2 separate regions of the Homo sapiens genome follow, and region 1 is linked to region 2. Evidence: chromatin loops called from intact Hi-C (ENCODE). Cell type or tissue: A673. All regions are shown on one strand. Each heading gives the region's core, and the rest is flanking DNA. Links, peaks and the distances in the headings are about the cores only. Region 1 overlaps C1orf87 (chromosome 1 open reading frame 87). Region 2 overlaps C1orf87 (chromosome 1 open reading frame 87).

The links. A loop is a pair of places that touch in the nucleus more often than their neighbours do. Peaks named below come from ENCODE experiments on the same cell type or tissue, not always from the same donor. Only the 100,000 strongest peaks of a DNase experiment are listed, where the experiment ranks them.
Region 1: a loop joins it to region 2, with 1.9 times the contacts of the local background. A loop is called at or near these places in 4 of 110 quality-filtered maps.

Annotation. Positions count from the first base shown.
Region 1 is chr1:59,978,013-59,990,603 of GRCh38, forward strand. C1orf87 (chromosome 1 open reading frame 87) reads right to left here. Exons shown (of 12, transcript NM_152377.3): 12 at 12,382-12,591. Among named protein-coding and RNA genes, the nearest start is that of CYP2J2, 58 kb to the left of the region's middle. In A673, for the core only: no CTCF peak of the experiment used is centred there; a DNase peak (open chromatin) is centred at 8,689.
Region 2 is chr1:60,054,309-60,066,975 of GRCh38, forward strand. C1orf87 (chromosome 1 open reading frame 87) reads right to left here. Exons shown (of 12, transcript NM_152377.3): 3 at 896-1,130. Among named protein-coding and RNA genes, the nearest start is that of C1orf87, 13 kb to the right of the region's middle. In A673, for the core only: no CTCF peak of the experiment used is centred there; a DNase peak (open chromatin) is centred at 5,543.

The DNA of each region.
Region 1 (12,591 bases), core at 4,407-12,406, 74 kb before region 2:
TAAGTTCTCATTCTTCTAAAGTTTATTTTCAGTAAAACAGATTGGGGTCATATAACATCAAAGGTCTCTTTTAGGGCTAATACTCTATGAAAGTACAAGTTTGGTATGCCTGAAAATCTGTTATTAAATCTTGATCTGATTTCCAGGGACCTCACTCAACCCAAAGGAATGACTCATATTCTCAACCTCAGCACTATTGACATTTTGGATTGGGTAATTCCGTGTTGTGAGGGGCTGTCCTGGATATTGCAGGATGTTTTGAATCATCCCTGGCCTCTACTCACTAAGTGTCAGTGGCACAACCTCCTTGATGTGTGACAAACAGCTGGGATATACCTGAATTATGGGAATCCACAAACTGTGGTAGACCAGGAGGACAGATGCTTTGGGTGAATGATGATGGTGGTGATGATAATAATAAGTAAAATTTTTCCCCACTGGCTAATACGTCCTAGGCCCTATTCTAAGGGTCCAAATGTATTCTCATTTCATCTTCATAACTACTCTACCAATTTGGCATTGTTAACTGCATTCTAAAGAAGAAATTGAGATTTAGCAAGATGATCAAGGTCATACAAAGTTCATAAGAAATGATCTGAGACTCTATTCCCAGGCATTCTCTCATCAATGCTCACACGCTGCTTTCTTCAAGGTGGTCTATACAGCAAGACTCAACATGGAGATCACAGGCTGGCATTGGTCCATGGACTATTTGCTTAGTCTGTGATGAAGTAAATCAATTACATCACTAAGTACACCATTAAGTTCCGCTACTATTTTTCTGTTGCCAGACTTTCTCAATGAAGGAAGCATTGCCTAGATTTACACTCTGACACAAGCTCCTTATTTTCTTGCAGGCAGGGACAGAAATAAAAGTGTTACCTAATATTTGCATGAAATGTTATCATTGACAAACTGTACTACTCTCTGTAGTCCTACATGCTTCCTATAGGTGTGCCTTTCTAGACCTTGTGAGGTACAGAAGAGGCAACATAATGTGAACTATCTCTTTCCAGTTGTGGAAACCAAAGCCCAGACAGTTAAGTGGTTTGTCCTTGCTGTTAAGACAATAAGCTGAGGATCCTAGAATATGAGTTCGAGTTTCCCAATTCATAGTCCACTGCTTTTTCTAAGATGAGACTCTATCTATATTCTGATTATCAGGAAGTGACTCTCTTCCTTTGTCTAGCTCCAACATCACATAAAGATCTGAAATAAATTGCTCTTATTTCGTGGGATCATCTATTATATTACATGGTTACCAAAAAAAACATAATCACAATTCTATGGCCAATATACTTTCCATTCTTAAAGCACGAGGCTCTTTTGAATCTCTTGTGTTGTGGACTGAGCCTGGGTTTTGCAATCAGCCCTAGCTCCCTTATTTGCAAATTATGAGACCTTAGGCAGATTTTTAAGCCCCTCTCATCCTTACTTCTTTCATGTGTCAGATAGACATAATCACATATACCTGTTGTGTTGTTGCAGTTATGAAATGATGTATGCATGGTGTATATGGTGCCTAGAAGAATGTCAAACTCATCGTGGGAGCTAAGACAACACAACACTTCTCTTCTTTCTTCTGTCATGTACTTTTCGATTGTTTTCCAGATCCTTAAAACTGTCTCATAACACAGTAACTGATAACAGTGGAAACTAATCTTTATCACTAACGCGCAATCCATCTGGGAGAAAGCCATTTCTTCTTAAATCAGGACCAATCAACAGGGCCTCATGACCCAGCTCTGTCCTGCCATGAGCTTGTAGGAACAGATGGAAAATGGGCTGGGCAGATGGAAAAACTCCCATTTTCCAACAGGAATTATTTATTTGTGAAGTTGGAACCACTTGGAATGAATATTTTGAATTAGGGGGATGAAATATTGTAAGATTCACAACAGGGCCATGAAATTAACTAATGCGCTGCGAATACCAGCGTCACTGTGAGTCAGGGAGTAGGAATAATAATAGGGCTTTTGAAAAATGGTCCAAATGCATAAATTATTTACTGGTGTGTGTTAATGACTCCCTTGAAGCTGTTCTCCTGATGGCATTATCCCACATGCCCTTCCTAAGAAAGGCACATCTCTCTGAAAGTTCCTTTGTCTTTATGATCAGATTATTACAGAACATGAATATTATAAAGTACACAGCTACCATTATGAGACCTGTTCAGTGTCAGACATTGTGTGTAAGGCTTTCTATATGTTGTATCCAACCCTTATAATGCTCCTGCAGAAGAGCTCCTGCAAGGGCCTATACTTTACAGATGAAGAGACTGAAATTCAATATGATTAAATGTTTTATCCAATTTACACAAGTGGTATGTAGTAGGTTTTCCTGCTTTCACTTTTGAGTCTCTGACCTATCTCCTCAAATGGCCCCCAAGTAATCAAAACATTCATCTGACTACATCACACTCCTTTGCCCCCTGTTTTGAGTCTTAGAAGAGCATCAAGGGTCTTTAAGATCTGCTCCTATTTTCTCTGGTTTTGCCTCCTTCACTTTCACCTGGCATCTCATGTGTGTAGGTAACCATAGTTTACAATTGTCAGAACAGAGAGCAAACTCATGTCTCAGAGTCACTCTTATCTTGCTCGTTCTACCTAGAAAATTCATCCCTGCCACGCAAATACCCCGCCCGATCCCCACTCTGGCCAATTGCTTTTTCTTTCTCAGGACTCTGCTTAGTCCTAAATACTCCAGGAAGCCTTCCCTGACAACAGCTGCCTTTCTCTTACTGTGCTGAGCCATGTGCCTCTCTGCTGTGGCTAAGCACTCCTGGTTTTCCTCACACACAACACTTGCACACCATCGTACTCAACAGCGTTAGTGTCTGCCTTCTCTCATAGATTGTGATGTTGCCTTACTCATCCACGTGTGCCCAGTACCCAGCACAGCACCAAGCAGAGTGACGGGTTTGTGTGTGTTGAACTGACAAATGGATGGATGGATAAGAATGACAAATGCTTTGTTCTAAAGTGTCCGTGTGGTATGTCTGCAGTATCTGTGATGGCCTCGTGTCAACGAACAGCTAAGCTATCTATATAGGAATAAGTAACAATGCCTCATCAGGATCCCAGAGACAGCTGAGGGAATTCAAGGTGTTGGCTGATTGGCATTCTCAGGATGAGAGAGATTGAGGCATTAGAAAGGTAGATGAAAATGGACATGTATTTTCTGATCCCCTAAGTACTAGGGAGAAAAGCTACCAGCAGACCAATTCCAGGTAAGCGTCAGTATTGGAAGGAAGTCTAGTGGTGTTTGGATAGGAACATTAGCAAGGAAGTCTGGACATATCTTTGGAAATCCACTCAAACTATTCACTGAGGCCTAACACACAGTAGGTGCTCAGTAAATGCTTGTTGAATAAAAAAGACAGAAATAGGCAGGGCTGAGCTCCTCTTTTCCTTCCTGAGACGGAGAGGCCCACAGTAACTAGAAGCTCCAGAATGAAGCTACACCCAGGCCATTACATGTTCCTCCAGGTGGCCCAGGGTGGGGGTCATCACAGGCCTTGGGGCTGGGAAGATCTGTGATTAAGCCATGGCTATACCACTCTTTTGCCAAGCCTCACCTCTTCATTCATAAAGTAGAAAGAATTCCCACCTCTCAGGGCTGTCACGAGTATTAGATTAGACCACAGAACCTGGCCCACAGCGTGTGTTCAATATTCAGAGTCCCCTTCCCCTTGCCTTAGGTTCAGTGAACATTGGCACAAGGCAGCAGGAAACAAATCCTAAGCTGCACTGAGTGGCAACAAAGTTTCTTGCACCCTCTGCCAACCTGGCTGTTGGAACAGGGCAAACCTGCTGCTGGAAGCTGGATAATAAGACAGGACGCAGTAGGACTGGCAGGTCTAGCAAATAATGGGCAACAAGAGCTGTGCAGAAGGAAGGCAGGTCTTCACTTCCATCTCTAGTTCCTCCTGTAGCTTTAGCAAAGTCACAGAACTTCTCTGAGTCTCAGCACCCTCATCTGCAGATGGTCACCATTCTTCTTTTGTTCCTCTTCACCCCTGGCTGTTCTGTGTTGTTCTGAGGATAAAGGGCATGCTTGGAAACATGCCCTAGATAACTCATAGGTCATCACAGTTGACCTGGTCAGAAATTCATCCCTCCGGGAGGTAGGAGGAATAATGAGTGGGAGTTTAAAGAGCCTGACATCCAGCTTACACTCCGAGTTTTGGAGGAGCATCTAACCCAAATGCTCCTTCAAAAGTCAGAGTGTAAGTTGGATCTCAGGCTCTGGAAACTCCCACTGTGCACTGTACTTTGTTTGATGTATGGCAGATAAATGGCAGGGGTTTATTTAGACAGGGCCTTCCAGACTGCAAATCAGCTGGAGAAGATGTTTATGTGGTTACTAGTGTGATTATGGATATAAAAGAGCAGAGACCACGAATTTATCCTAGGTGTAGTGGTACCTTCTCCCTCCTCTTCTGCCATTGGATTCATGAGGCCAAGACCTGGCAAATTCTCAGATCCTTCACAACCCATCTTGAAAGGGACCACTATTTCCCATCGTGAACAGATTTTCATCCATCCTGAGTCCTTCTCAGGAAGCTACCAACCTTATAGAGTAGCCTACTTCATTGTTCATCAGCTCTGATTGTTAGTGTGTTTTTTCAGATTAATTCAAAATCAATCTCTCTATAACTTCTTCCATTCCTACCTCCACTCCTGGCACCTAAAGAGTGGAATACCTTTCCTAGCTCCTTTTCTTTTCCTTTAGTCTCTCTCCCACATGCTGAATTTAAGGGCATGTGGTGCCATGGCTGAGTAAGGAGTAGAAAGTGTTGTTAAGTAAGGTCAGCCCTGGTGGGAATAGATGATATGACTTAATTGGGATGGGCTGTTTTTTCAGAGGTTCACACATATGAAGTTCAAAGAGGAAGGTGTAGGTCAGGGTTTGAGATATGGAAAGTTTTATACAACAGGGTAACTTTGATCTAGTTCTTGCAGAATAAAAAGGAATTTAACAGTTAAAAGTAAGAGAAAAGGTATTGCAAGAAGAGAAAATTGCGTGTGCAAAGGCAAAAAGTCAGGAACATGCATAATGTCTTTAGGAAGCAAAGAGTTGTCCATGTGGCTGAAATGAAGATGAGAAAACAGTGGCAGATGAGGCAGGAGGGATGGGCAGTGGTGAGTCAAAGGATGCAATGAGCTGCTTGTTTCTAGCAAGATGTTAGCCAAGCTGCAGTTGGTCTTATTTGGTGAGTGATGGCAGCCATGCAATTAGTATACAGTTTATTTAACAATATTGATTTGATATTCCATATAGGCTATGCCCTACTTGAGGCCCTGACACTTTGGGAGCACAGGGCCTGGGACATAGTGCATGCTTTAAATATGCTTGCTGAATCAGTAAGTGTGGTAGGTGACTTAAAAGACTTAAGGTGTTGAAACTTCACCTAGGAAAGCATTTTCTATAGTGTCTTGCACAGAGCACTGGTTCTGAGAACTGCCAAAATGTTATATTTGAAAATAAAAACTACTTTGGTCAAATGAACTTGGATTAAACAAGAAGAAGATGACTTTTTGTTTGGTTTTGTTTTCATTGTGTTAGTCCTTGGGCATTGAGACTTACCAAGGAGGAAGGGATATAGGCTATGGTGTTTCCCAAACTTGAACATTAAACACCTGTCTGGAAGAGCATCACCTGGTTTTAATATTCCAGGGAACACACTCTGAGAGACAGCTATAGGTATCTGAAAGTAAATAAAGAAGCAGAATTGTTTTTGTCATTAAGAGCATGGTGGAAAGATAAAGAGTGGAGAAGGTCCTGCTGCTTCTTAAAATATCTAGCACAGAAGGAACATGTATTACTCCAGTTCACATTCCACTGGTGAGACCTAGCCAAGAAGCCATGTCTGTTTGCAAGATGGGCTGTAAATGAAGCCCCTGCTCGACAGCTACTTTCCACCTTCAGCCACCCATTATGAAAGAAGGAGCACAAATTTTGGTGGACAGCTAGCTATCTCTGCCAATTTTGCTGAAGAAACAAAGACTCCATGAATGAGTTGGAGAGGGAAAGCCAGAAGATTCCAAATGGGCATTTCAAGCTGCAGCGTTTAAAAGGCTCTTGTTGGGAATTATATTCCTTTTCCTCCTACTTGCCAGGGTGTATCAGTAAGCTTCTGCCATGGCAACAATCTCGATTCTTAGTGGCTTATTTTTTGTTTATGTTCAAAGACTTGTTTTTGTTCATGTATAGGTTCATGTTGATGTCTATGATGTTGATTTCTACTGTGCTCCATGTTGTCTTTACTTTGGGTTCTAGGCTGCTATCACAGGCTTATCGGTGAAGAAAAAGAGAACATGGGAGAACCACAGAATATCCTTTAAAACTACCATTAGGAATGACGTTACTTCTACCCAACTTCACTGACAAAAGGCAGTGATCAGGCTCAACAGGATGGAGTTAATTCTCTCACTGGGTGGCAAGTCATAAGTCATAAGTTATGGGCCAAGCCTGATTGACATCAATGAGGTTGGAAAGTATCATTCCCTAAGTGGATGAAGCAAACTTTGAACAATAGTTATTTTGCAATAGACGATACAAGGGACTCAGAATTCTTACCTTGTGGGGTTAGGGCACTGAAAGATCTTATGGAAATGCCCACCAACCTCAGGCAATAGTCACCCCTTCAGTTGTTGGCAGTCACTCATCATGAAATAGAGGATTTATATTTCAATCATGTGAATGTCAGAAGTCAAGTCCTTCTAGCCTGGGGCTGCCTTTAGCATTTCTGGAGTCCTGTGTTCAATACTCTCTGGAGGAGTGCACCCTGGGTGAGGAAAGGATCCCAATCCTGGCTTATCGAGGAAGAGCGGGGCATAGTGTATACAACCTAGGGGTATTGTGTGTGTTGTGGGAGGAGGGGACAGGAAATCATAAAAAAGCATCAGGTGGAAAAGGGATAATATGTGGCTTGCATATGCTTGTCCCTTTCCAGGAAAGGTCATCTGCCTTCACTCACCTGGCAGAATCCAGTTCAACATTCCAGGCTGAGCACAAGCATCTTGTCCCCCAATAAGCTCCCATTGATTCACTCAATTTGAGATGTTTATTCTTTCTGTTGTGCACTCATTACTCTCACGGTAAGTTTAAGAAAGTGCTTATCACACTAGTACAGTTATTTACCTACTTGCTGTCATAGGTGGAATTGCATCCCTGCGTGAAAGTTCTGCTGAAGTCCTAACTTCCAGTGCCTCAGAACATGATCTTATTTGGAATAGCCTTTTCAGAGGTGATCAAGTTAAAATGAGGTCCTTCATCGTTCTGGTGGGCCCTAATTCCATATGACTGGTGCCATATTGAAAAGAGGAAATCTGACATAGAGAGAGACACATACTGAAGGAGAATGTAATGTGAAGGTGAAGGCATAGATCAAGGTCATGCCTCAACGAGTCAAGCAATACTGAAGACATTAAGCCAAGGAAGGGGCATGAAACAGATTCTCCCTTGTGGCCCTTAGAAAGAATCAACTCTATTGATACTTTGATTTTGGGCTTCTAGCCTCCAGAACTGTGAGGTAATACAGTTTTGTTGTTTAAGCTGGCCAGTTTGCAGTACTTGGTTATGGCAGCCCTAGCAAACTAATACACTTGCCTACACATCTGTTCCCCTAAATCCACTTCCACCTAATCCCTCCCAAATTAAGTCAGTTCTGGAGGACAGAAATACGGTTTTCTTTCCTTCTTTCTTTCTTTTTAATTATCCCTGATGCCTAGAAGGGCCAGGCACAGAGTTAGTTTTTGCTACAATTATTGATCACATTTTGCATTCTCTTTGGCCACAAGGGAGAGAAAAAAGGGACTAGAAGAGGAACTTGTTTTAGAAGAACAAGCTGGAGCTGTCTGGAAAGCAAAAGAAGACAAGTAGTGAGATCCATGTCCCTGAAGGTGTCCAAGAATATGCAGGCTGAAGGAAACCCTGCTTAGGGCTGGTTCTATGAGAATGTTGAGAAATAGTTTTGCTGGTTGTAATCTTCCAGAGATTGGTCTATTGATCAGTATTTTGGAATCCGGGTGAGTCAGAACCAGGCTAGGTGTCGCCCTTGTGTAGCTGTTGAAGATAGTGTGGGAGAGTGGGGTGTGTGTTTTAAGCAAGTGCTTGGTTCAAAGTGCCAATTTCTCTTCACCAGCTAAGTCTCGATCAGCCTTTGTCAGAGCTCAATCTGCCTGTGAATTTGCCTGGAATCCATTCCCAGCAGCACCATCTGTTTGCGATTGTCCTACCATCTGACCATTTACCCTTTGTCAACTTCCTCCTCCGGGCACTCCCACTGCCAGTTGGAATCCGCCCATGGATTCCACCCATTGTCCATCCTGGATAAACTGAGTCTGGAGAAAGACAGCACAGGAGAGAAGGGAAGAGGTGGGAGACGTTCCAATGTGCTAGCGTTCTTGGCCAAGAGGTGTCTGGGAAGCCCCATTAAGCCTTCACACAGAACCTGGAGAGAGAGCATGTGGCCCAGCCAGAGCCATATTGTGCCCCAGGCAGTCTGATGGCTCCACAAATAATATTGATGCCTTTTGTTTGAAAACTCTTTGTGGAGGTTTCCCATTCCCAACAAACCACGCTTGATGCTGGGCTTCCCGCAAGCCTCTTTGCCTTTTGCACAGTCCCGTGGCCAACTGTGCAGGCAGATGAGGGCCCCCGAATGCTAATGAGGGAAATGGCTGGCATTCCTAAGGCACGCCCGACTCTGGGAACCCCGCCTTTGTTGCTAAGGAACATTGGAACTGTAGCTGAAAGGCTCTTAGAAGAGAGAGGAGTGAAGAGAGGGAGAGAAGAAAGGAGAGCATTTGTTTTCAGAGCTTCACAGTTCTCTGGCCAGCTCCAAAGCTGTCCAATCTCTGATCCCAATTAGAATATCAAACCCCCTGTTATTGTTTCTCTTAATGATCTTGGGAAATTCCTCAGAAGAGTCAGCAAGCACTTAGCAAACTTTTTGGACTGCGCCATCTCTACAGTTGTGCTTCTGGTAGTGTGAACATACCATGCCAGAGTCCTGAAAACCATCTTTGTTCCAGTTCCCAGAAGGCAGTGATGAAGCTGGAGGATGGGAAGAGGGCAAAAAGCTGTTGGGTTTTCAAAATGTACCCGTGGGGGCTCCACTTAGCAGATGATTGCCAGGTGCCCACTCGGCAGTGCGTCTGAGCTCTGCGCTGGTCACAAAGACAGGAAGATCTTGTTCCTGGCTTGCAGTCACCTCCAGACTTGCTGGGAGGGACACACCACACATGCTAAAGAGAATTGTATGGTTTATTTGCTCTAACTGTGGCCAACAGCATTGAGGAACTTGGAGTTATGCAAGACTGGGTTCTAATCCTGGCTCAGTCACTCACAGCTATAAGTCCTTAGGCAAGTACATACACTACCCTGAGCCTCTGTTTCTCACCTGTACAATGGGCATGGTAATGCCAACCTCATTGGTTTACTTTGTGGAGTAAGTACAGGACAGAGAATGAGAGACAGGAATGTGGAACACATATTCTGTGCCCTCCAGGACCACACAGTCGGTGAACCATCTGTGGGCTTGGAAAATGTCTGTACCTGGAAAAGGCATTCAACCATTTGGCCCATTGGATGGGGTAAAATGAAATCCTGTATAAGACTAAAATAAGCTAGTTTCCCTTATGGAGCATGTCTATGTGCCAGGCATAGCACTGGGCAATTTGCATGCATTATCTCATTTAATATGAATGATGCTCTCAGGTAAGTAGGGACTTGTTCAGGGCCACACAGCTGGGAAAGAGTCTGCCCAGCTGATGAGAACCTGCCTCTGTCATTCTGTGCCCTTTCCATCCTTAAAGCCTGAGGTTTTTGGGGGAGTTGGGACATACTCAATTGACACCAAGCATCTCCAGAGCACACTGAAGGATAACCAGTCCACTATCCACAGACATCCATTTGGGAAGGTTTTTTTGGAGGACACTGGTCAAGACTGACACCAGACTTTCCCAACACAGTGGTTATTAGAAGTTCACAATGACACAGCTCTGAGAAAAAAGGGAGAAAAGTAACAGACTTTCTATAAGTAAACCATGAAGTTCCAGCATAGAGATCATAATGATATTCTGAACCATAATGACTTCCTGGCACTTCTTAGTAATTTCCATCCACCAACACCCCTCCCCAATGCTCCTTGTCTATCAATTCCCACTTTTTCTTGTTGAATTTAGAGTTGAGCCCAATATCTCTCCCCTACTGCAAAACTCCATTGCAGTGGTTCCTATGACTATTGTGATAGTTTTGAGTAAAACCTGCCTTACGATTTTAACAAGAGTCAGAATAATTTTTTCTTTAAGACAGACAGACAGACACACACACACACACACACACACACACACACACACACACACACACCCCTTGGGGAAAAGCAGTGGAGAATTCCAGGAGACGATGCAAAAGCAATTGATACTTGACTCTAGAAGGCAGATACATCTCAAAATTTGTTCTTACTGTAGTAGTGGCCTGACCTCCCTATGCCATTTCACATAGACCGTTGTTCAAAGTACTTTGGAAGCTTCTTGAATGTTCAGCAGCTAAGGGAAGGGACATAAAAGGGTATATCGTTATTACATGCAAAGAACTGTTCAAATGGCATTGCTTTCAATGTTTATAACAATCCTTCAAACAGATGTAATTGCTTCTGTTTTATAGATGAAGGAACTGAACTCCAGGGGGATTAAGCAACTTGTCAAGTCTACCACCCGCTAAGTGCAAGAGCCAGATTTTGGCTATTTTTGAAGCTATTTATTCTTTTTCTACTCTGTGTGGAAATATGGGGGGTAGGGTAGTAGGGTGACTGTGGATCTAGATCTGGTAAAGGTTACCCTACTTATAGAAGTATTCATTCAGCCAAGACTATAGTACAGGTTATGCTTAACCTGTGGTCACACAGCTCTGGTGGCACCTTTCATGCTGCATTCTATGTAAATGCAGCCCCCTGCATTTGTGTAGCTTGGGGATGCTGAGGCTACTTATCAGAAACTATGCTAGATATTGGATATTAAGAATTGGGCAAGGTAAAATCATTGCTCTTCAGGGCCTTATGATTTTGTCTAATAACCCCGACTTCAGGTTTAGGATCTTCTTTTACCCAAACTGCCTCTCCAACCCACTTACTCCCAGAGATGAAGGGTAAAGTGAGACCTTCTCAGTATCAGTTGACCAGTCCTTCACAGGAAGCACGAACCTTCTAGCAGATATTAACTGGCACAACCAAACAGCTTTCTTGTCCTCTGAGTCTGTTTCCTCATCTGTGAAACAGAGCTGTGAAACCTGTCTTATTGAATTGTCAGAGATAGACCAAACAAAGTATGTCAGGTTCCTCAAACACAATAGTTGCTCAAGGCATATTAAATTTTTGACCTACTATTCTAATTGTCCTTACTTGGCATTTTGTTAGAATGAGAAAGCCGTGTCTATTTGCTTGCTCTTTTGACCTAAAAGGCAGCCAGAAAGTCCAAGGGTTCTAGAAAGGGTGGTCAGTCGGTTTCAAGAGTCATTTTTCTGGACAACTCAAGGATTATAAAAACCAAAGCAGGTCAGACTAGAAGACCCTTAGAGACCATTTATTTCAGTGGATCCAAATAGTTTTGTTCTTAAGGCCTTGTCTATAAGAGTACATGAAGCACCTCATTTTATAAAATGGATAGAAAGGGATGCTCAGAGGCCTTTCTGTTTGATTTTCCCCTTGACCTAACTTGTTCATTTTGTCTGGCACACAGATTGGAAACTCAGTACCCTGATCACCCAGTATTAGTGATGGTGCTGGGAGCACATTGTCTCTGAAGCTCCAGGCCAGTGTTTCTTCAATGAGCTCATGCTACCTGTATGGTGTGATACGTGTGTAACTGTGTGCTATGTGAGTGGTGCAAAGTCAGGGGGGATGTTAAGAACAGAAGAACTATGGGAGCTGATGGAAAGTTCCACCTGGTTTTCCTGTCCAGGCAGAGCAAAGGATGTTACCTATTCCCAAAACGCTTTGTCCCAAGGAGTCCTTCCTCAAAACTTCTATCTTGGACTTTTGGAAAATACCCCTGGAGACAGTGTAATGTTGTTTAGTTTTGTACTGCAGAAAATATTGGACTTGTTCAGAAAACCTCACTTGAAATGTTTCTTCTACTGCTTAAGATTAAGATAGTGTATTGGTAATACTTTTATTTTTCTTATGGTATGGAAATCCTTCCTAGAATAATGACCAGGAGAAGGGATGATTTACCTATCCAAAAATGATGTTCATAGGTCTACTAGGTTCCAGGCACTGTGGGGAAGTGGCAACATTTAATGTTTTTTTTACTATGTGGAATTGTGGGGTTTGAAACAACATAGTTTGATTAGCAATGTAGGAAAAAATCAAACATGTAATATTAATAATAAGTTTTATTAAAACAGAAGGAGATTCTAAGTAGCTGGGTTCTTGCCACATCAAAAGATAAAACTAGGTTTCCTCTGATCACTTTGAACTGCTTATGAGTGAGCATCATAGCCAGAAACTAAGTCCAAATCAAAAGCATCTACAATAGCTGCATCGGCCTCCACTCTGACAATGCCTCCGCCACTACACTTAGGCTG
Region 2 (12,667 bases), core at 1,960-9,959:
CTGTTAACCACTCCAAAATTTGATCCTTTGCATGGTTCTTATGAGCAGAAGATCACAAATCCATAGGCATTCATTTTCTCATATGACTAAAGACTAGCTAGCAGCTCAGTGATTTAGAAAGGGCTATTAAAATTACAAACTAAAAATAGTTATGTTAGAGTGTACTGCAGAATCTAATTCAGTATTTTACTAAAATATCTGGCTGTCACTTAATGCTTGGCAGCATTGCAAAACTCCTACTCTATGTATCTGTTTAATTGCAATTTCAGCAATTTTGGAAATGGTACTTTGTTATCAATGAATCATTAGTTTTGTCTTGATTTAGATCCAGTTTTCAATTGCTGCTTTACTTGCTTTTTAATTACAAACTACTAATCATATAGATTCATCATCATCAAGTTAGTTTGTTATGAATTGTTTGGTTGATTGTTAACAGAGTGCAGTGGTATATATTTCTATCAACAGAGTTTGGGGCCTATAATTTTTTTTTGTAATTAGACATGGTTGCATTGTATTTTTAAAATAAATTATTTCTTTTTGTAATGTAAAAGCAGACAGACTCTTACCCTCCAACACGCCCCAACTTTGCATGTATAGTAACAACACTGAGTATCACTGAGCTAACCACAGGCAGAATAGGTTGACCAACTCCATTGGTTGTCATGACCAACTTCTTTGGTGATCATGACCAACTCCGTTGGTGGTCAGCAAAGATACAATATACAAAATGACCCTGAAGTTCATTTTCAGATTGAAAAAAATTGATTCTTACTTCTATCTCATGCAAAATATATTAATGAACATTTGTACAGTGTGTTTTTGTGTGAACCTATGTTTTTATCTATATTTTCCTAATAAATTATCAAGATAAACGTGGGTATTTTTTGTCACTCACATTGCCATCCAGGAATCTGCTACTGTTTGCCCCTGTTAGTAGTTTCTGGTTGTTTTCTGATTTCTGGTTGTTCTCTGGGTGCTTTTTCTCTTTCACATCATCTGGATTATCAGTGGTTTGCTGATCAGTGAAGTTAATGGGAACTGGGGTGTCTCTGCTCATCTGCCTTGCATTATCAGTCATTGGTTTCTGGTGCATTGTTTGGGTTTCTGTTTTCAAGCTGTCATTCTCCTTGCTGTGAAGAAAGAATTGTATACTTTGTTACTTACAGGCAGACTCCTCATACACTAGGCTGGCATAAGAACAGAAGGTGTGTTTGGTGTTGTGAACAGTAGAAACTCAGCACAGTGGAATGTGGAAGCATAAACATTGGTTATTTGTCTATGCATCATTGACCATAGAGAGAACATGTTATTAATATTATCTTTGCAGGCTTTATCTTTTTCCTTACCCTCTTCCTCATACTCATAATCTATCCATCTGCTCCCAAACCCTTACTGTAAGCAATGGCCAGTATGAAAAATGAACCCTAAAGGTTATCACATTTCTTACTTGTAAATGTAACAGGTATTTTCAGCCTTAGAAAAGAAAGTCAAAACAGTTTGTCAGCTCCAGTTCTGCTCTATGCCTCTCCCCTTGAGACTTCCTTTTCTCCTGGGAGCCTTTCATTTAAGTTTAATATTAGAGAAAAGAAAAAAAAAACTGTAGGATGATTCAAGGAAATTCAAATAACAAACAAAATTAAAGGTTCAACTTTGTTTAACAACTAAAAGTCCTCACACCTGTAATCCCAGCACTTTGGGAGGCTGAGGCGGGTGGATCATGAGGTCAGGAGTTTGAGACCAACCTGGCCAATACGGTGAAACCCCGTCTCTACTAAAAATACAAAAATCAGCCGGGCGTGGTGGCACACACCTGTAGTCCCAGCTACTTGGGAGGCTGAGGCAGAAGAATCGCTTGAACCCAGGAGGTGGAGGTTGCAGTGAGCCGAGATCGCACCACTAGACTCCAGCCTGGGTGACACGTCTCTAAAAAAATAAAAAATAAAAAAATAATGGAAAGTCTTACAAATCAAAACAGTAACAAGGTACCATTTTAAACATAGAAGACAGATATAATTCTTACAGTGGGTGACCTGACAAAACATTAGGAGTCAAGAAGCTGAAACTCTGACATTGTAGAACAATGTTAAAGCATGTGTATTAAGGAGAAAAATGCAAAAAAAAAGAAAACTCTAAATATTTAGTAATAGGTGGATGCATTGACTATTTCATTCTTTGCTTGTGATAAAGGGTATGAAGTCATTAAAATAGTTATGAATAATTTAATGATACAAGTAAATGTCCACTTATAAAAGTAAGTGAATATATGATTGTCTCAACTGTGTAAAAGGCATGTATATAACGTGTGTGCCTATTCCATGTAGCAAACAATGTGCCAGAAGTTAACAGTATCTCCGGGTGGTAGAACTTAGCGTATTACATTACACTCTATTACACTATATCATGTCAGATTATACTTCATAGTATTATTGTTCTAAATTTTCTACATAGGAAAATACTATTCTATAATCTGAAAAAATAAGTTTCAAAGTAGCTATGCCTTGTACCTACATGGCATTCTATAAATTCTAGCTGTTATTTATAGATACAGTGGAAAAGATCCATTTACAAGCATATCATGTTATCTAAATATAACATCCATTGATTTAAATAATACTTGTTGAACTCCAATACTTGTTGATTTGAATAAGACCAAACCATGGGCAATAATTTGAATATATGTATATTTTTATAGTCATCCTTTTGGTGGTGGTAGCACAAGAAGAAAAGAAGGCCTAGGAAAAAACTCTGATGGATACTACATTTAAAGAGGAAAGATGAGCCTTAAAAAGAGCTTTAAAAAAATTCCCGGTAAAGTAGAAGGGAAATCAGGAGACTAGAAGGAAGACTTCGTAGAAAAGCAAGAGGATGTCTCCAGAGAGAGGACAACAGTATTAAATGCTGCTGAGAAAGGAAATTTCTGAAAAGGGTCCATTGGGTTAGCCATGAAGATGTAGTCAGGAATCTTGGTATAGGGAGTTGCAATGAGGTAATGTAGGTGGATGCTAGACTGAAGTGGATTGAAGAAAGAAGGGGGACAAGCAATGTAGACAGGAAGTATAAAGACCTGTCTGAAGAAGTTTGGCTGCAAGAAGGGAGAAAGATGGGGTGATGATTGATGTGGAATATAGGGTTTCAGATAAGACTTTGTTATCATGTTCAAAGATGTTAGGGAGTTTAGCCTGTTGAAATGCCAATGGTGAATAGCCAGTTGAACTGCAGAAAAGGAGAGGATATCATTGATGATATAAGATGAACCTTGACAAAGGGAAATGGAAGTCATTGAGAGGACAGACACAGAAGGGAAACCTCAGGGTTAAGGTTGTAGAAAAATAGGTAAGGATGTAGGCAAATTAGTACATTTGATGACAAGATGTTGATCAAATTGCTGACAGCTTGAATTTTCTCTGATAACAAGGTATGGTTACCTTGGGTCTCATCGGGGAAATGATGGGGTAGAAAGTCTGAATTAAGGGCAGATGGTTTGGGACAGCTGCTATGAAGAGTGGAAGAGGGGTGATCAGAAAAATAAGACAGGTTGGCTGGGCCAACTGAGTGGCCAGTTAAGGTTAAAGACCATTGATTTTTGTGAAATCAATTTGAGAGCGTGAATGGCACTTCACCCAGTAGTCCTCACAGACATGCAGAGAAGGCAGACAGTGAGGCTCACACAGAACTGGGGCTTTGCCAGACAAACACACTCAAATGATAATAGTGCAAGACAGGAGTATGAGAAGGAGAGTGTATATTTGACAAATAGTTTTTTGCAATGAGAGAAGACATATATGTTCCCTGCCTTCAAGAAATTTAAATTTCATTTGGTTGTCCAAAAATAATGCAAACAATAAAGCTAACAACTGGTAAAACTATATTGTAGAAATCAGGGTAGTGATTACCTTTGAGGGGAGATGTATAGCCCAGAAGAAAGCATAACGGGGTTTCTGGGATGCTGGTACTATTTTGTTTCTTGATCTGGGTGTTTATTGCATGAGTATATCACATTTGTGAGAATTCAGTGAGTGGTAGACTTATGATGTATACTTTTATGTAAATATAGGTATGTTGTATCTCTATAAAGTATTAAATTGGTATAAAATTTACATAAGTTATATGAAACATACCCAGTTAGCATATAAATAAATGCCAAATGAACATTACAAAGATTCAGTACTATTTGAAGTTCATAAGAAACAGAAATAACTATGGTTTGCAATGTTTACATAAATAATATTATTGCTGAACATTTAACATGACAGCCACGCTATACTTATTTATATACATTAGATTATATATTTCTTAAATCAACCGTATAGTCAGGTGTTCCTATTATTATTATTTTAGAATGAAGAAATTAAGGCCAGGAAAGTTGATGTGATTGGCCTAACTCTATTTACATGGCTTTTCAGTAGTGGAGCCAGGATTTAAACCTGTCTACTTCATTGCACAGACTCAGATCCTATTGGCAGTAGAGTCAGAGGAAGGTCCATGGAAGTTTGGGATTATGTGAGGAGCTGAAAGTACAGGAGCAGGTAACCAAAGTAGGAAGTGCAGGATTTGAAGGCAAAAATGGTCTTTTGGCAGGGAGTTAACTCTTTTGGATAAAGGCAGGGACAATGGATTATCTTTGCTTTAATCACCTTTGAAATCCTTTTGTGGGCAGTGTCAGGACAGAATTGCTTGAGAAATGTAAAATGTATCTGCCTGTCTTTTAAAACAGTCCCTGTAGATGTAAAACCAAAAATAACCTGTTAAATCTGTTTCAAGTAAAAGCTGTATTTAAAAAAAAATACATAGCGCTTTGAAAATTATCAAGAAAATGACTCTCTAGCTGAGAAACGGCATGTGTCTGTGGTTAGCACAAACAATTTGTCAACACGCATTGGTTGTTATGTTGTTCACAAACTCACAGTTCTTCCTCCTAGGCTTGTGTACCATCTACCTACATTACTGAAAATAGACATTTGCCATTTCAAAAGAAGGGGGGAAAAACGCCATCAATACTATCTTGGAAGCAAGACACAGCTAGCTTCCGCATATGTACTTCTGACCTCAGCTGCTGCTCTGGGGGTGCCGTGAAGAGTTTAGTGTCATCCAGGAATGAGAGCAATTAGAGAGGATTACTGTGTTCCTGGATGATAAATAAATGAGGAGAAAACTGTCCAGTCGTTCCCTCTCTCACCGGGCTCTTTCTGCAAACCAGCCCATTAGAGTCACCCTCCATTAGAGCACAGAGTCTCAGGGTTAGAAAGAAACATTGCAAAGGCGTCTAGTAGCATCCTCTGCCCAAAGCAAGGTAGGGATCCCCCGCTGGCCCCACCTCCCATGTAACTCCAACTCACCAGATCTCACATTTGATTTGGATTACACCCCTGCCGAGAACATAAAATCTCAAATGAAGGACCCAGGGGGCTCAGCAAAAGGTCACCAGATGCCATCTTAAAGGTCTGCCAGCCTTGGCAGCGACTCAATGCCACCAATTTCCAACTGTGCGCCATCTAACAGGCCCTAAACCCTCTGGAGAAGACAGCCTAGAGTGTGCCAACACAGTGAATGGGGATCTAATTTCAGTAAATGAAAGCATGTTCTTATTTGTAAGTAATAAGAGATAATCAAGACAACCAGACTTTTCTCTTTTTAAAAAGACAATAAAAAATAAAATCGGAAATGGGAGGGGAGTACAGCTGAAAAAGCTCACCAAACTCCACAGGGAAGCTGAAATGTGAAGCCTGTGCTAATGTAGCTAATGCTATTGTGTCAAAGTATGAAGGTTTTTTGTTTCTTTTTCTTTTTTTTTTTTTATGTCATGGAACCATACCATGTACTATTATCATAGAAATTTAGTCTTCGAAAAGATCAAAAAAATATGTTCATTCAACTCCTGAACCTATACTTGAATCATTTCTTTATCAATGTAATTATTTTAGCTAATATGTTCTATCTAAATGCTTATGTGTGTCAGCCACCACACATAAATTCTTTCATGTTGTGTGACTTTGGGAATATCTGATTTTCAGGTTCTCAGCTGTGAGATGAGAAAAAATAATCCTTATCAAGATAAAATGTATAAAATATTGAGCACCAAGCCTGGTGTTCCTCCACCAGACCTCGACAAATAGTAATTTTATGTTAATCATAACTTAAAGTGCTAGCTCCTTTATACACACACTCCTCATCACTCAGGTACAAAGGGATGCTTCTTTCTCTGGAATCCCAAAACTTCCTTTATTGACAGACAAAACTAAAGTTCAAAAAGTAAAGGTTTTGTAGTAGATAGGAACTCAAGAAAATCTATTTAAATAGATAAAAAGAGAGATAATTAATGCAATCTATCTGGCCACCTTGTTATTTACCAATCACAGTAAATACAAATTTTAGAAATCACCCCCCCTTTAAAAAACAAAGATTAATTAGTATTAAAAATCTATTCTGATAAAGCAATCACATTCCTTAATTGTGATTAAAAAAAAACAACCCAAACATTGTTGCATCACGATGTCCTCAGGTGGATTACACCCAAGAGCTTTACAGACAGTGCAGCTTTACCAGTCTGGAGCCAATGTTTATTGGCTAAAATGTAAATCTGGGAACCAATCTTTAATGGCTTGAAATGTAATGTCTTTTGCACTTGCATTCTCTCCTGTTTCGCTTTTGCAAGTCTAAGCAAAATGACTGTGCAACTGCCTGGCCTCTTCACCAATGATCTCTGTGCTGTAGGGCACAGTTTCTGAGCCAGGTCTTCTATCCATACTCTGAGAGGATGCAGCATAAACAGTTCTGTCTCTGCATCACGTCTGGATGCATCCACATGGTCTATGGGAACGAGGAGCAATCATTATTGCTATGTTATTTTGTTTAATCAGGTTGAACTAAATCAGGAATATATAAAAAGATGATGGATTTAAAAATACTCTATCAATATAAATTTGTTATCTCAAAATCTTAGCTGGCGAAACTAAAGGTGGCCAAATATCATTTAATCTCTTTATACAAAGCTTCCATATACACACATGAGAAGTTTTATTTTGTTTCTAAAACAAAGATTGATTGTAATCAACCTTTCTAATCTCTTAAAAAAATTTCCAATTGACAAAATAACACAGATACCTTTACAGGCCAATACTTCTATCTCTACACCAACATTTTAAATGTCTAATGGTATTTCATTATATAGATATAAGATAGCTTATTTAATTTTTCCTATATTGTTGAACATTAATTTGATTTCCAAATTTTCATTAATTTCAATGTTGCTGCTCTGCTGGAGATGTTTCTTTTGCACCTATATCCTCACCATCCTTCTCAACCCCAGGAAATTGACCTCTGTGGACTTACTCTATCAATGGTGCCCATGAGGCCAGGCATAGTGGCTCACACGTATAATCTCATACTTTGGGAGGCCTAGGTAAGAAGATCACTTGAAGCCAGGAGCTCCAGACCAGCCTGGACAACATGGCCAAACCCCATCTCTACCAAAAAAAAAAAAAAAAAAAAAAAAAATAGCTGGGCTTTGTGGTGCACACCTGTAGTTCCAGCTACTTGGGAAGCTGAGGCAGGAGGATTGCTTGAGCCCAGGAGTTCCAGGCTGCAATGAGCTACAATCCCTCCATTGTACTCCAGCCTGGGTGATGGACAGAGATCCTGTCTCTAAGAAAAGCAGTGCCTATGTCTTATGATTCTAGGTGGTTTGGGCCAATGGGTAGCCCTGGCAGGAGGAGGTTCCCTCCCTGCAAGGTTGACTCAGGCTACCTGTGTCTCTTGACCAAAGGTCACTGCTTTTCTCAAGATGGCCCGAGAGGCAGAATGCTTCCTTTATTTAGTTTCGGTAACATTCCCCTCCTCTCCTCTCTTCAGACCTAGTGCTCCTACCAACCTTGCAGCTGCTAGCCCATGATTCCTGCACCATAACTTGCAGTTCTCTTAATCTCAGCATACATCTTTGTAATTAGTCCTTTTTAACTAAAGCCATCCTTGTTTGAGTGTATAATCTGTTTCCTATTGGGACCCAGACACAACACACATTTTTGTGTAAATCTTCGAAACCAAATCATTATACCCATCCATAATCATTTCCACAGAACTGATTCATAGATACAGATCTTATGCCAAAGTACATATACTTTTAAGGCTTTCAATAAGTATACTTTAAAAAACACAGTATCATATGAGTATTTTCTCTAAACACCTGCCAGCACTGGGTATCTCCATTATAAAACATTCCTAATTTGATTTGTAAAAAATAATGTCTCATTACTGTTTACATTTCTTTTATTATCCTGCAGGTTGAATATACCCCCACATATCTGTTGTTCCTTTTTATTTCTTCTATTTCCTGTCTAGGTCTATTGCCAATTATTGAAATGAGGCTGTTCATCTTTTTCCCATTGATTTGGAAAAGCCTTTATGCATTTAGGAGTTAATTATTTTTCTGTCACATATGTTGTAAACAGTATTTTGTTTTTGACTTTGACTTTGTATTATATTTTTTAAACTATATAGAATTCAAATGGCAAAAATAACTGTTACCTCATAGTCTCAATATTTGGGATCAACGGACACTTATAAGTTTTCTAAAACATCTATTTAATATTTGCTTTCATAATGCCCTGTATTCTTATTTGCAGACTTATGACCAGAACAACAGTATATTATGCTTCTTTATACTTCTCACAGTGCCTAAAACAAACACAAAAACAAACAAAAACAAACAAAAATTATTCCAGGATATTAATACAGAAGCAGTTTAATGCAGTGGAAAGGGCTTAATAGAAGTATGATTTTAGCATACTACTTTATTATTTTGAACTTGTAAAAATGAAGATAAGTATCTTCTGTGATGTTATTGTTCAGTTTTAATGAGAGATTGAGTTCATAGATATTCAGCTATTGTGTAGATTGTATAGTGAGAAAAGTAGTAAACAAAGATAAGGCTTATTGATCAGTTGTTTCTAAAAAATAATAAATGGGATACTTGAATTTTTCAATCACAAAATTTATCCATACTTTATGTATGGACTATAATTGTTCAGTGCTTCCATCTCCTGCCTGGATTATCATAATAACTCTCCAAATGTTTTCTCTCTTTTTATTTGTGTCACTCCCAAGTTACTCACCACTTAACAGACAGAAGCAGCCTTTAGAAAACATAAATACAATGTGAGCAGCACTGCTCTCAATTTTCCAATGGTTTCCCATTCTACATGGAACAAAATCCAAAGTTTCTACTATGGCCCTACTGGCTTCTCTGACCTTATTTCCTGCTCCTCTCCCCATTCCCCACCGTGCTCCACAAAAAATGGCTTTCCTGCTCTTTCTTAAGCATACCAAGAGGCTTTGTTCTGACTATTCTGTCTCCTTAGAATGCTCTTTCATCAGATATTTACATGATTTACTTTCTCTGTAGGTCTGTGGAGTCACTAGGATGGAGGCGAGTACCTGTGGTATCACTTGGTGCAAGCTGGACCTCAGTGGCAGAAAAGCAGCAGGTATATGGGTTCCCTGATCCTGAGCACTGTGCTCCTGGTGAGGGATGGTGTTCTGATTTTTATGAGTGTGATGGCCAGTACTGAGTGTCAACTCGATAGGATTGACGGATGCAAATTATTGATCCTGGGTGTGTCTGTGAGGGTGTTGCCAAAGGAGGTTAACATTTGAGTCAGTGGGCTGGGAAAGGCAGACCCACCCTCAATCTGGGTGGCACCATCTAATCAGCTGCCAGTGCAGATAGAATATAGAGCAGGCAGAAAAATGTGAAAAGGCTAGACTGGCCTAGCCTCCCAGCCTACATCTTTCTCCTGTGCTGGATGCTTCCTGACCTCCAACATTGAACTCCAAGTTGTTCAGTTTTGGGACTCAGACTGGCTCTCCTTGTTCTTCACCTTGTGATGGCCTATTGTGGAACTTTGTGATTGTGTGAGTTAATACTTAATAAACTCCCCTTTATATATGATATATATATTTTATATATCATATATAAATTATATATTATATATATATTTTATATATAATATATAAATTATATATTATATATACTATATATGTAATATATGTAATATATAATATATATATACACACACAATATCACAACAAAGTGATTCACATACTTTTTTTGGTTTCATGGTGCACATAAAAGTTATGTTTACACTATACTGTAGTCTATTATGTGTGCAATAGCATTGTCTAAAAGAATGCACATACCTTAATTAAAAATACTTTATTGCTAAAATATGCTAATAATCATTATATATATTTTATATATATAAAACTAATAGGATATATATCATATATAATATATATATGTCCTATATATAAAATATATCATATATATAAATATATATGATATATTTTATATATTAAATATATAATTATATATAAATATATATTTATATATAAATATATTATTTCAATATATATAAATATATTTAAATATATTTAAATAGAATATTAAATATATAAATATATAATTATATTTAATATATAAATATATATTAAATATATAATTATATTTAATATATATAAATATATATTAAATATATAATTATATATTTATATATTTATTATATATAAATATATATTTGTTCTAAATAAATATATATTCTAAATATATAATATTTTATATTATATAATATATAATATAAAATATATAATAAATATATAATATATAAATAAATAAATATTTATTATAAAATACATATAAATATTAAATATATATTAAATATATATATTTAATATATATATTTAATAATATATAAAATATATATTATTTATATATATCTTATTTGTTCTGCCCCCTAGAGAACCCTGACTAATACAATGAGGCAAGCATGAGGCAACCTTATACAAAAAGAAAAAAAAATTACCTGGGCTCCAGGCAGTCAACTTAAGTGCCATCGGTTTGTAACAGTAAATGAGAATGTCAGATGCCCAATATTGGGCAAACTTGAGACCTGTGAATAGTTGCAGCCTCTTTTTCTTGAGCAGGGGAGGGAAGAAGATACTATTAGCTTCATGGAGAGTTTAAATCTGGTAGAGCCATACGCACACGGAGGAAGGCTGGGCTAGTCTTAGCTCACTGGTAGCTAACCTGGGATAATTCTCATTGCATAATTCTAGCTGCTTATCTCTGCACTGTCTCAGTTCAAATGTCTCCTGCTCAGAGACAGCTTCTGGGACCCTTTAAGAGCTGATAGACCCTTATGTTCCTTTATTTTTCCTTATTGCACTATCCCTGCATGAACAATCATTGTTTATCTGTCTATTATGTGTTTCCCATCACTAGAACTTCAGGTACACTTCTGTGTCTCCATGGCTTGGCACTCAGTAGGTGCTCAGTTAATATTTGTGAAAAAGAAGTTGATGGAATTCCATATATACATTAATTTCTAAAACCATTAACTTTAACACTTAAAGGAGTTTAAGACAAGTCACAAAGAATTTATTAATATAAATGGTTTTGGAGGATTCAAAAATGACAGAATATGGGCTTTAGGAGAGTCACATGGGAAAATACCAGAACTTTGCATATCTTGGGTATAAATATCAATGCAAATTACAGGTATACCTCAGTGATTTGTGGTTTAGTTCCAGAGAGCTGCAATAAAGCAAATATCACAATAAAGTGATTCACATATTTTTTTTGGTTTCATGGTGCACATAAAAGTTATATTTACACTATACTGTAGTCTCTAATGTGTGCAATACAATAGTCTAAAAAACAATGCACATACCTTAATTAAAAATACTTTGTTGTTAAAATATGCTAATAATCATCTGTGAGCCTTTAGCAAGTCCTCATCTTTTTGATAGTGGAGGGGCTTGCCTCGATGATACCTGCTGACTAATGAGGTTGGTAGTTGCTGTAGGTTGCAGTGGTTGTGCAATTTCTTAAGACAGCAATAAAGTTTGCTGCATCTATTGACTCATCATTTTACAAAAGATTTCTCTGTAACATATGATGCTGTTTGATAGTATTTTACCCACAGGGAAACTTCTTTCACAATTGGAATCAATCCTCTCAATTACTGCCACAGCTTTATCAACTAAGTTTATATGATATTCTAAATCCTTTGTTGTCAATTCAACAATGTTCACAGCATCTTCACCAGGAGAATTGATTCTATCTCAAAAAACCACTTTCTTTGCTCATCTATAAGAAGCAACTCCTCATCTATTTGAGTTTTATCATGAGATTGCAGAAATTCAGTCACATCTTCAGGCTTCACTTCTAATTCTAGTTCTCTTATTATTTTCACCACACCTGCAGTGATTCCTCCACTGAAGTCTTGGAACCCTCAAAGTCATCCATGAGGGTTGGAATCAACTTATTCCAAACTCTTGTTAATGTTGCTATTTTGACATCCTCCCATGAATCACAAATGTTCTTTTTTTTTTTAAATTTAAGTTCTGGGATACATGTGCAGAATGTGCAGGTTTGTTATATAGGTATACACATGCCATGGTGGTTTGCTGCACCCATCAACCTGTCACCTACATTAGGTATTTCTTCTAATGTTAACCCTCCCCTTCCCCCAACCCCCCACTGACAAGCCCTGGTGTGTGATGTTCCTCTCCCTGTGTCCATGTGTTTTCATTGTTCACCTCCCACTTATAAGTGAGAACATGTGGTGTTTGGTTTTCTCTTCCTGTGTTAGTTTGCTGAGAATGATGGTTTCCA